2 separate regions of the Homo sapiens genome follow, and region 1 is linked to region 2. Evidence: read pairs that join two places in POLR2A ChIA-PET (ENCODE). Cell type or tissue: OCI-LY7. All regions are shown on one strand. Links, peaks and the distances in the headings refer to the core of each region. The heading gives the core; the rest is flanking DNA.

Region 1 (5,383 bases), core at 290-5,289, 120 kb before region 2:
AATCCCAGCACTTTGTGGGGCTAAAGCAGGAGGATCACTTGAGCCCAGGAGTTCGAGACCAGCCTGGGCAACATAGTGAGACACCCCCATCTCTACAAAAAATAAATAAACACAATTAGCCAGTTGTGGTGGTACACACCTGTGGTCCCTGCTTTTTGGGAGGCTGAGGTGGGAGGATCACTTGAGCTCAGGAAGTCAAGGCTGCAGTGAGTCAAGATCACGCCACTACATTCCAGCCTGAGCAACAGAGTGAGACCCTATCTCAAAAAACAAAAAGCAAAACAAAGGAACAAAAAAGCCCTCAAGGCCTTTCATTTAATAGCAAGGGTAATAACAAACACTCATAGAGTCTATCTGTAAAACATTCATTTAAAGACCACTCATTTAATCTTCATGACCAGCCCCTGAGGGGGATATGGTGATAGCCTCCTCATTGTTCAGGTGAGAATCTGGAGGTAGGTGTGGACTTGGCACAGAACTGGGAAGTAGCGAAGGTCAGATTCAAAACCTGGGTAGTCCAGCTCCAAAGTCCATTGCCGAACCATTATACTGGTTGCAACGCCCTGCCCCAAGTGTAGCATAAAAGTGTTTGTAGAATAGACATAAGAGACATGGAGTAGCTGAGTGTTAGGAGAAGGCTTGCTCCCCATTCCCTTTTTCTTCTTTGAGTCTGCCCTCCCCGCAACAACTGCTGAGGCTTTGCCCCTTTGCTGGCTGGGCCCTAGAAGAGATGGAATGACTCACTGGATTAATACATTTGGGAAGAACTATGTAATGAAAAATAAATATTATAAATCTAATATAAACTATATTCATATTAATAAAATATTTAATATATTATAAATATATAGTTTATATAAATATTATTTTTATATTATATTATATATGACTGTTAAATTTATTTATTTTATTTTTTATTTTATTTTATTTTTGAGACAGAGTCTCACTCTGTTGCCAGGCTGGAATGCAGTGGCGTGATCTCAGCTCACTGCAACCTCCGCCTCCTGGGTTCAAGCGATTCTCCTGCCTCAGCCTCCCGAGTAGCTGTGATTACAGGTACCCGCCACTATGCCCAGCTAATTTTTGTATTTTTAGTAGAAATGGGTTTTCACGGTGTTGGCCAGGATGGTCTCGTTCTCTTGACCTCGTGATCCGCCTACCTTGGCCTCCCAAAGTGCTGGGATTACAGGCGTGAGCCACCGCGCCCGGCCGTTAAATTTATATATAATACATGAATATATAACATATTAATATGAATGGCTTTCCTCTTAGGCACTGAGCTTCCTGCAGGCAGCATCTATTCTGCATTACTCCACCCTAGGCCAGCCCCCGCCTGGGGCCAGCGTGGCTGTGACCAGGTGGGAGAGTCCACCCCACTCTAACTTTAGGCAGGCCCATTTGGCTCTCAGACTAAGCTAAGGTCTTCACTTAGCCTTTATCAGAAATAAAAGTGTAGGACAGGCATAGTGGCTCATGTTTGTAATCCTAGCACTTTGGGAGGCCAAGGCATGAGGATTGCTTGAGCTCAGGAGTTTGAGACCAGCCAGGGCAACATACTGAGACCCCTGTCTCAGGAAGGAAGGAAAAGAAAGAAAGAGGGAAGGGAAGGGAAGCAAAGGAAAGGGAAGGGAAGGGGAGGGGAGGGGAGGGGAGGGGAAATGGGAAGGGGAAGGGGGGGAGGGAAGGGAGAACAGGAAGGGGAAGGGGAAGGAAGGAAAGAAAGAAAGAGAAGGAAGGGAAGGGAAGGAAGGAAAGGCAGGCACACTCTACACCCATTAGGATCTTAAGGGAGTCCTGAGTGGTCTGGGTGGAGGGCTGGGGTTCAGTGCCAGGCCCCTCTGACTCAGACAACCCAAGCTGAATTCCCAGTGGCAGGCACTCAGCCATGAGCTAAAGGATCATACCCCACCTTTACTGGGTGTTTGGGGTCCCCACCTTTCAATTCATTTAATTCTCACAAAAACATCCCTATGAGGAAGCAGCAATTATGATCCACATTTTAGAGATGGGGAAACTGAGTCACAGAGGCTTTAAGTCACTTGGGGAAACTGAGTCACAGAGGCTTTAAATCACTCGCCTGGGTCCTGTAGCTTTGAATGGTAAGTGGCAGCACTGGAGTTTCGCCCTCGGCAGGCTGGTTCTGGAGTCCACACTCCTAACCTTTCCCAATCCCTGCCTGGGCTGCTTCGGCCAAAGAGACACCAGCTGATGGCCCTCAGAGACACCAGCCACCAAGACCTCCCGAGGGGTCTTGGCATCCCTAGTGTTCCTGTGACTCAAGCTCAGCCTTCCAGACCCCCAGCCCCTCCTTGTGCTTCCGGCAGGCGTCTCCTTCCGTGAGCAGCAGATGGGGGAGCAGGAGCCGGTGCATCCCCCCAAGACCCTCCACGGCAGGGACTTTCCAGTTCCCACCCATGCTGCTCTCTGCCCCTGATTTTCCTGGGAATGGCAACATCTGCAAGGGTGCAGGAAGATGACTGAGCCAGGATATGCAAAGGAAATGAAAACGGGAGCACCTGCAAGGATTTTGTTTACTATTCCACAAGTTCCACTTTCTTTCTTTAGACAGGGAGTTTCAAATTCCATCTCCTTCACTCTTCGGGTCCTCCCACCCTGGTGTGAAGATTCACCCTCCAGTCCCCCAGGTACGGGACCATCTGTGTTGCGTTTCACGAAACGTAACTGTGACATCACATCAGGACACTCCCAAGGCTCACCGTCCAATTGGGGTCCCCAAACTGTTCATCCCCCTCTTGAACTTGGCAGCTCCCTCTGCGGCTCTCACACATTAGCCCATCTTCTCAAGCTCCTGACCAAGCCTCCACTCCTCTCATTCTTGGCAGCTGACAATGCATTTGCTAAGCTAAGCAGCTGGCAGCCTTGACTGCTACCTCCCCCACCACAAATGCATCTTCATCTGCCCCTGTTAGAGGGCGATGTATCTCTTTCCTCTTCAAGGCCACCCCCTCCAGTTGTGTGTGCTCTCCTCCTGTCTCCTTTTTGACCTTGCCCATCCCTATTCTTTTGATCTATAAATATGCTAAAGCCATTTCTATCCTTTATTTTTATTTATTTATTTATTTATTTATTTATTTATTTTTGAGACAGAGTCTTGCTCTGTCGCCCAGACTGGAGTGCAGTGGCACAATCTTGGCTCACTGTAACCTCTGCCTGCCGGATTCAAGTAATTCTCCTGCCTCAGCCTCCCGAGTAGCTGGGACTACAGGCGCCTGCCACCACGCCTGGCTAATTTTTGTGTTTTTGGTAGATACAGGGTTTCACCAAGTTGACCAGGCTGCTCTCGAACTCCTGACCTCAGGTGATCCGCCTGCCTCAACCTCCCAAAGTGCTGGGATTACAGGTGTGAGCCACCGTGCCCGGCCACCTTTTCTATCTTTTAAAAAAATGTGGTCCTCCCTTCCCTGCCCTCAGCTATCACTTATATCTGTTTGCTACCACTCTATCTGTTTTCGGCCCTTCTCTGTCCCTTCTGGTGGGTGGTCGTCTCTTGCTCTCCTCCCATCTACTCCCTAATCTGGGGCAATCTGGAATTGGTCCCATCCCTGTTTCATTTAAACTGCTCTCTTCACAAATGTCCTGCCAAATGTCAACTGCAAGAGACACCCTGCATTCCTTTTTTTTTTTTTTTTCCCCAGTCAGGGTCTTACTCTGTCACCCAGGCTGGAGTGGCATGATCACGGCTCACTGCAGCCTCAACCTCCCAGGCTCAGGTGATCCTCCCTCTGCCTCCTGGTTAGCTGAGACTACAGGTGTGTGCCATTCACTCCCAGCTAGTTTGTTGTTGTTGTTGTTGTTGTTTATTTTTTTGTAGAGATCAGGTTTTACCCTGTTGCTCAGGCTGGTCTGGAACTCCTGGGCTCAAGTGATCTGGTCACCTCAGCCTCCCAAAGTGTTGGGATTTGCAGCTCTACAAAAGAGGGCCACTGTGCCTGCTCCCCCTTTTCTGTTCTATCTGCAACATTTTACACTGCTCACCTCTCCCTTCTTGATGGCTCTTCCTGGGTTTCCGGGACATGACTCTATTCTAGTTCTTAGTCTTCATCTGATAGCTGTTTCTTGGTCTTCTTTGCTGGCTCCTCAAGCTGCCCAGTAAATGTGTGTGTTCTGCAAGAGTTCACTCTTTTTTTTTTTTTTTAATACTTTAAGTTCTAGGGTACATGTGCACAACATGCAGGTTTGATACATAGGTATACATGTGCCAAGTTGGTTTGCTGCACCCATCAACTTGTCATTTACATTAGGTATTTCTCCTAATGCTATACCTCCTCCAGCCCCCCACCCCATGACAGGCCCCAGTGTGTGATGTTCCCCACCCTGTGTCCAAGTGTTTTCATTGTTCGATTCCCACCTATGAGTGAGTACAAGCGGTGTTTGGTTTTCTGTCCTTGTGACAGGTTGCTGAGAATGATGGTTTCCAGCTTCATCCATGTCCCTGCAAAGGACATGAAAGAGTTCACTCTTAGTCCATCTGTCTTCTCATTCTTCGTGCTCTTCAAGCTGACCTCACTCATCCCATCATGGTTAACCACCCTTACGTGTTGATGACCTCCAAGTCTCTCCTTTCCAGCCCTACCTACTCTCCAATCTTCTAATCAAGTGCTGTGCAATAGACCTTGCTGTAATAATGAAAATGTTCTATAAATTGGGCTGTCCAATATGGTAGCCACTAGCCACATGTGGCTACTGGGCACTTAAAATGTGGTTAATGGCCAGGCATGGTGACTCACACCTATAATTCCAGCACTTTGGGAGGTTGAAGTGAGAGCCCGGGAGTAGAGACCAGCCTGGGCAACATAGTGAGACCTCATCTCTATATATTAAAAAAAAAGAGAAAGAGAAAAGGAATGTGGCTAGTGTGTTTAAGGAACTGAGTTTTAGATGTTATTTAATTTTAATTTTAATAGCTACAGGGCCGGCTCAAGCCTGTAATCCCAACACTTTGGGAGGCTGAGGCAGGTGGATCACAAAGTCAGGAGTTCGAGACCACCCTGGCCAACCTGGTGAAACCTCATCTGTACTAAAAATACAAAAATTAGCTGGGTGCGGTGGTGGGTGCCTGTGATCCCGGCTACTCAGGAGACTGAGGCAGGAGAATTGCTTGAACCCGGGAGGCAGAGGTTGCAGTGAGCCGAGATTGCATCACTGCATTCCAGCCTGGGAGACAGAACAAGACTCCATCTCAAAGAAAACAAAAAAATTAAAAATTAAAAAAATCAATAGCTACAAGTGGCTAGTGGCTACTGTATTGGACAGTACAGTTGTAGACCTACATTGCCAACTGCCTGGGGACATCTTGATTAGGATGTCTCTCTGGCTCCTCAACAAGTCCCAAACTGAGCTTATTAGCATCACACTCTCCCCT
Region 2 (5,383 bases), core at 149-5,148:
TATCGCTTGAGAGTAAAACTGCTAGAACCAGTTCCTGTTTCTACAACAAGGTGTTCCTTTAGAGTCAATGAGAACACACAAAACCTACAAATTCATGCAGGTGAATTACACAACTTTGCAATTTGAACTGAGTAAAGGAAGCATATGTATATAATATACACTCATACATTTATGTATTTCTTCTTAAATAGGGGACATCCTGAAGTTCTTGAAAAAGAAGAAACCTGAAGATGCCTTCTGTGTTGTGGGAATAACAATGATTGATCTTTACCCAAGAGACTTGTGGAATTTTGTCTTTGGACAGGCCTCTTTGACAGATGGTATTCCGTTTTTGGCATTGTTGTTAGAAGCTTCTTCAACTTGAGAATATTTGAAGATGTTAAAAGAGGGAAAAAAATTCCAACCAAGAATCATATTGATATTTAAAACTATAGTATTTTCAGTTGAGACATTATGCCATAATGGGAAGTGTGCTGTTGGTAGATTGTGATAATCTAGGTTCTGGTTGGCCACTCACTACCTACAGGACCTTAAAGGTAACAATACCCACATCATGGAGTCATTTGGAGATAATTTACATAAAAGTGCCTGTACATAAAAAGTGTGGATAAGCCTGGACAACATAGTGAGACTACATGTCTACAAAAAATAAAAATTAAAAAAACTAAATTAGCTGGGCATGGTGGCACACACCTGTAGTCCTAGCTATGCAGGAGGCTGAGGCGAGAGGATTGCTTGAGCCCAGGAGGTTGAGGCTGCAGTGAGCCGTGATCGCACCACTGTACTCCAGCCTGGGCAATAAATTGAGACCGTGTCTCAAAAAAAAAAAAGCATATATAGGCCTGGCACATATATAGGCATTCAGCATAACAGCTAGTAAACGTCAGTAATTCAGTAGCAAGGTGAATTAAGCCAATTACAGTTTGAGCTATCATTAATGGATGTGAAAATCTTGCTAATTGTTTTTCAATTCTTTTCATAGTCATCTTGCACAGTTAGGATAGCCATAGACTAAGTGTTGCTTCTTTCTCATCATACGACATTTGTTTTTTGTTTGTTTTTTAATTTAAAAAGTAAAAACTTCCATCTTTGATTTGAGATACATAGTAAACATTGACTCATTAGGAACTCTGCATGGTAATATTGGGGATGGGAAAGGTTCACGAAACAGGTTATATTTTTAACCTTTTTTTGTCATCTCTCTACTTCTCCCCTCCCCTTCATTTTTGCTCTTACTTCTCTAACTTCATCCCCAATAATCCAAGACAGACTTGAAAGGGAAAAGGCCCCCTAAGGGGAGTGGTTCATTAGTGTTCTGGGGATGGGGAGTAAGTACAGGGACTATCCTGAGAGTTTATGGTCTGTCTGGATGTTACATTAGCCTTAGGATTTGTGTGGGGTGGTAAGCTTTTTGGGACAAATGTTTCTACTAGAGGTGGGGGCTGTAGGGCTATAGAGCCTCTTCCCACTTACTCGTTTATTCTTTATTCTCCATTTATGTGAGGTTTACTTGTGGCCCCCCATGGCCCTACCAACATGCAGTCTTGGAGACGTGGGTCACTACTCTCTTACTGATTTTGGTGGTGTGAGGTAGCTTTTTATCATAAGTTTTCTCTCTTATTATTAACCTGATAGAGACGGAAACATTAAAAATTAATTTTATCTACCTTTCATTTTTCTTTTGATACAGGGTCTCCCTCTATCACCCAGGCTGATCATGGGTCACTGCAACCTCAGCCTCCTGGGCTGAAGGGATCCTCCTGCCTCGCCTCAGCCTCCTGAGTAGCTGGGACCACAGGACCACCACACCCAGCTATTTTATTTTATTTTTTTTGTCGAGATGGGATCTCCCTGTGTTGCTCAAGCTCATCTTGAATTCCTGGGCTCAAGCGAGCCTCCCACCTCAGCCTCCCAAAGTGCTTTGATAAAAGGTGTGAGTCACCACACCCAGCTAAAAAAATAATTTTCAAACCATATGTTCGTTTATCTAGATATTACTAGCTAACTTATCTTATGTATTTGAGGAGGTCAGGAAACATTTCCCCAAACTGTTTTTACTTTAATTCTTTTTTTTGTAAGTTTCTTAAATATTACATGACATGAAAGATTTACATAGGAAAGTGGCAGGATTAGACAGTGACAATATCTTAACACAGTGGTCTTGTTTTCTCCAAGTTTACAAAGATTCATATTTTTAAATTGAGAAGCATTGACTACGAAAGAAAATAATCTTCTATTTGTAGGATTATTGGAAGAAAGAAATGTCCTTGCTGAAAGTATTACTGTAGTGAAATATGCTCACACTTGATTGGCCAGAGGGGGTTACTTGTGATACATGAATAGATTTAGTGTTTTCTTAACTTCTAGAATGCTATTTTCCCTAATTTTCGAATATCAGTCCACATTTTCTGGGTAAAGGGAGGTGAGGAAGTTGTTTTTGAATCAAATTAGATTGAACAAACCTACCATGGGTTATTTTCTTTAAAAATTTATTACTTTAAAATAAAAACTGAACGAGAGACATAAATAAAAGTGATCATGTAAACAAGTCGAATTGTGAAGCAGTACCCTGTAGGGTGAGTTACGTAGCAAACCGTGTTCTCTGTGCTTGCAGAGATGGTTGATATAACTCTAAATGTAACACAGGAAGTCAGTTACAAGGGTATTTATTCTGGTCACCAGACACTAGTGACAGAATAGAGTTGAGCTGCTCTTTAAAAAGGGGGTGGGGGTGGGGAAGGGGACGAGGTTATTCTGTCTAAAGCCGTGGTTTAAAGCATGGGCTTCAAGACATCAGGGCAGTTGTCCTCAGTCAGTGCTGCGTGAGGGAAGGCCAGCAACCCCTCCAGGCACACGTGTAACAGATCTGTTTAGCGTGTCCTTAAAGAGTGAAATCATGACTGCCTATTGTTGATGTGATTTATTTTATTTTATTTGTTTATTTATTTATTTATTTATTGAGATGGAGTCTCGCTCTGTCGCCAGGCTGGAGTGCAATGGCGGGATCTCGGCTCACTGCAACTCCGCCTCCCGGGTTCAAGCCATTTTCCTGCCTCAACCTCCTGAGTAGCTGGGATTATAGGCGCCTACCATCATGCCTGGCAAATTTTTGTATTTTTGTAGAGACAGGATTTCACCATGTTAGCCAGGCTGGTCTTGAACTCCTGACCTCAGGTGATCCGCCCACCTTGGCCTCCCAAAGTGCTGGGATTGCAGGCATGAGCCACCATGCCTGACCCATGTGATTAGTTTTTGTGGTTCCTTTTTGAGTACTTGATTTGGAGTACTTGCTACTTTCAGAAAAAGACTTCTTTTGTGGGAAAAGACTCTGAAACTTCAGTTTCTCAAGTATTTGACCTCCAGCCCATTAAGTTTTACAAGACAAGGCATGGTGGATAGCAGCAAAGGATTTTGATAGGGAAATCTGGGGCTTCTTCCACTTGGAAGAAGCTGACCGGCGCCCTCTAAACCTTTGCCCTATCTGTTTGCACAAGTTGCAGTGTGCTGTTATTGGCTTCAGCATTGTAGAAAGATATAAAGTAAGTTGAGGGATGGATAGTGTAAAGAGGGGGAAGTGGTTATCTGAGTAGCAAACTGATGTATCTATTATATCCTTCTCTAGAGTTATAATTTATCAGAGGAAATTAGTGTAAAGATAAGCAGGAAGCTGTGGTTTAAAAACATGCGAAGAAATGCCCTTCTTAAAAACTTCAGCTTGCCTTAGAGTGATTTATGCTTACAGTTCAATGAGAAATAGTGGAAGAAATTTTCTGCTTCTCTTCCATTTAGGGCAAGAGAGCTTGACTTTGCAAAACTGAATAAATATTGATATGTGTGGCAAAGTTCATTTTTTAAACCCTATAAGTGTGAGGACAGGATTTATCTTTCCAAATATGGGACAGAGGTATGATGTTCATTAGGAGGAAAAAAGTGATTTTCTTTAAAAAGGAAGAAGGAAAGTACCTAATCTCAGTATGTGTGTGTGTGCCCACACTTGCCCACAAACATCAATATACATTCATGTGTTTACTCATGGGTATGACTGCATTCAGGTGACTGCACAGAAATGTCTACACATGTGTTTTCACATACATATGTCTACCCATGCCTGTGTGGACACTTATATATGTATATACATACATGTCAAATTAATATAATGCCTTGTAGAATATTCAGCAAGTTGAGAAAAAATATCCTATCATGCTAGAAACAAAGTATAAGAATGAGTGTATTTCTTTTTCATCTTTTTTCAGTGCGTACTTTTGACATCATTTGTAATTCTGTGTGTATTTGGTACGTGCCATTTCACTCAGTATATCATTAGCATTATTCATATTCACAGCATCATTATCAAATGCAGCGTCTTCATGGGGTAATATGTCACCCTATGATCTAGAAGCCAATGCTTCTCTCTTGCCTGATGGTATTTTGCTGTGGTTTGTTGAAGTGCGCATCTTTCAATGCTTTTCCAGGCACTGGTGAGGTGGATTGATGATGAATCTTCTGGCACACCTGGAGCAACTCCAGAACACAGTCGTGAGGATAATGGGAATTTACTGAAACCCGTGGAAGGAAGCCTTTAAGGAATGGAAAGAGTGGATAATAAAATGCCTGACTGTTCTCCAAAAATAAGGACCTTCAAATAGGAGTGATTGAAATAAATGACTACTTGCATGTTATGCTTTCATTTGGGTGGAATACTTCATCAGAATAAACTATTGATCTTGTGCTGTGTCAAAGTAACAGACTAGAACCTTCTTTCAAGTACCTGAATTGAAATGAAACTCATTTTGAATAATAAAAACTCTAGAAACTCTTTATCTTCTCATCTTACTGGCCTGGTCTGTGGCAGCAAGCACATTATTTCCATTCCCCAAATATGTTTAGGTCTCCCAAGAAAGCTGGGACTGGCGGTAATGAGCAAGTAAATAACTTGAAAAAGAACTGTAGATGCCCCAAGGAACCAACCAACATAATTTCCAGGGGGTGATTTTGTTTTTAGAAGAGCTGCTCCCCTCTGTTAGGGCCAGCCAAGTCACATTTTTGGACGTCCGTGGACTCTGATCACCACAGCCCTCCTCTTCCGTGAGCCTTCCTTACTCTCTCGAGTGCATTAGCTCATTTTTTTTCTTTTGCTGGTTGTCACCTTATTCCTGTTTTAGTTTTTAGCAGCTTAAAATACGACCTCTCAGGAATATTTGCAAGTGAAAATAACAATGGTCCTTACACTACCACAACATTTGGTGGTGGGAGTTCCGTTGCAGGTCTCAGCTATAACATAGTCATTTATGAGGGATCTTACAAATAGTGTGTAATGGTATTTATATTTGTGAGTGTTACACTTTCTCTATAGACTTAGAGCAGCTTTCAGGTTTATTTCAGT

Evidence for each region. ChIA-PET counts read pairs that join two places held together with the same protein. Peaks named below come from ENCODE experiments on the same cell type or tissue, not always from the same donor. Only the 100,000 strongest peaks of a DNase experiment are listed, where the experiment ranks them.
Region 1: POLR2A ChIA-PET joins it to region 2 with 5 read pairs; 9 of 35 experiments call an interaction of 5 or more read pairs at or near these places.

What each region holds. Positions count from the first base shown.
Region 1 is chr17:65,083,038-65,088,420 of GRCh38, reverse strand. The region is part of intron 2 of LOC105371864 (a long non-coding RNA gene); the gene reads left to right. Among named protein-coding and RNA genes, the nearest start is that of GNA13, 29 kb to the right of the region's middle. In OCI-LY7, for the core only: a CTCF peak has its summit at 2,920; a DNase peak (open chromatin) is centred at 2,890.
Region 2 is chr17:64,967,471-64,972,853 of GRCh38, reverse strand. It overlaps the pseudogene AMZ2P1. Among named protein-coding and RNA genes, the nearest start is that of LRRC37A3, 51 kb to the right of the region's middle. In OCI-LY7, for the core only: no CTCF peak of the experiment used is centred there; DNase peaks (open chromatin) are centred at 2,683 and 3,687; H3K4me3 peaks cover 2,869 bases; H3K27ac peaks cover 5,000 bases.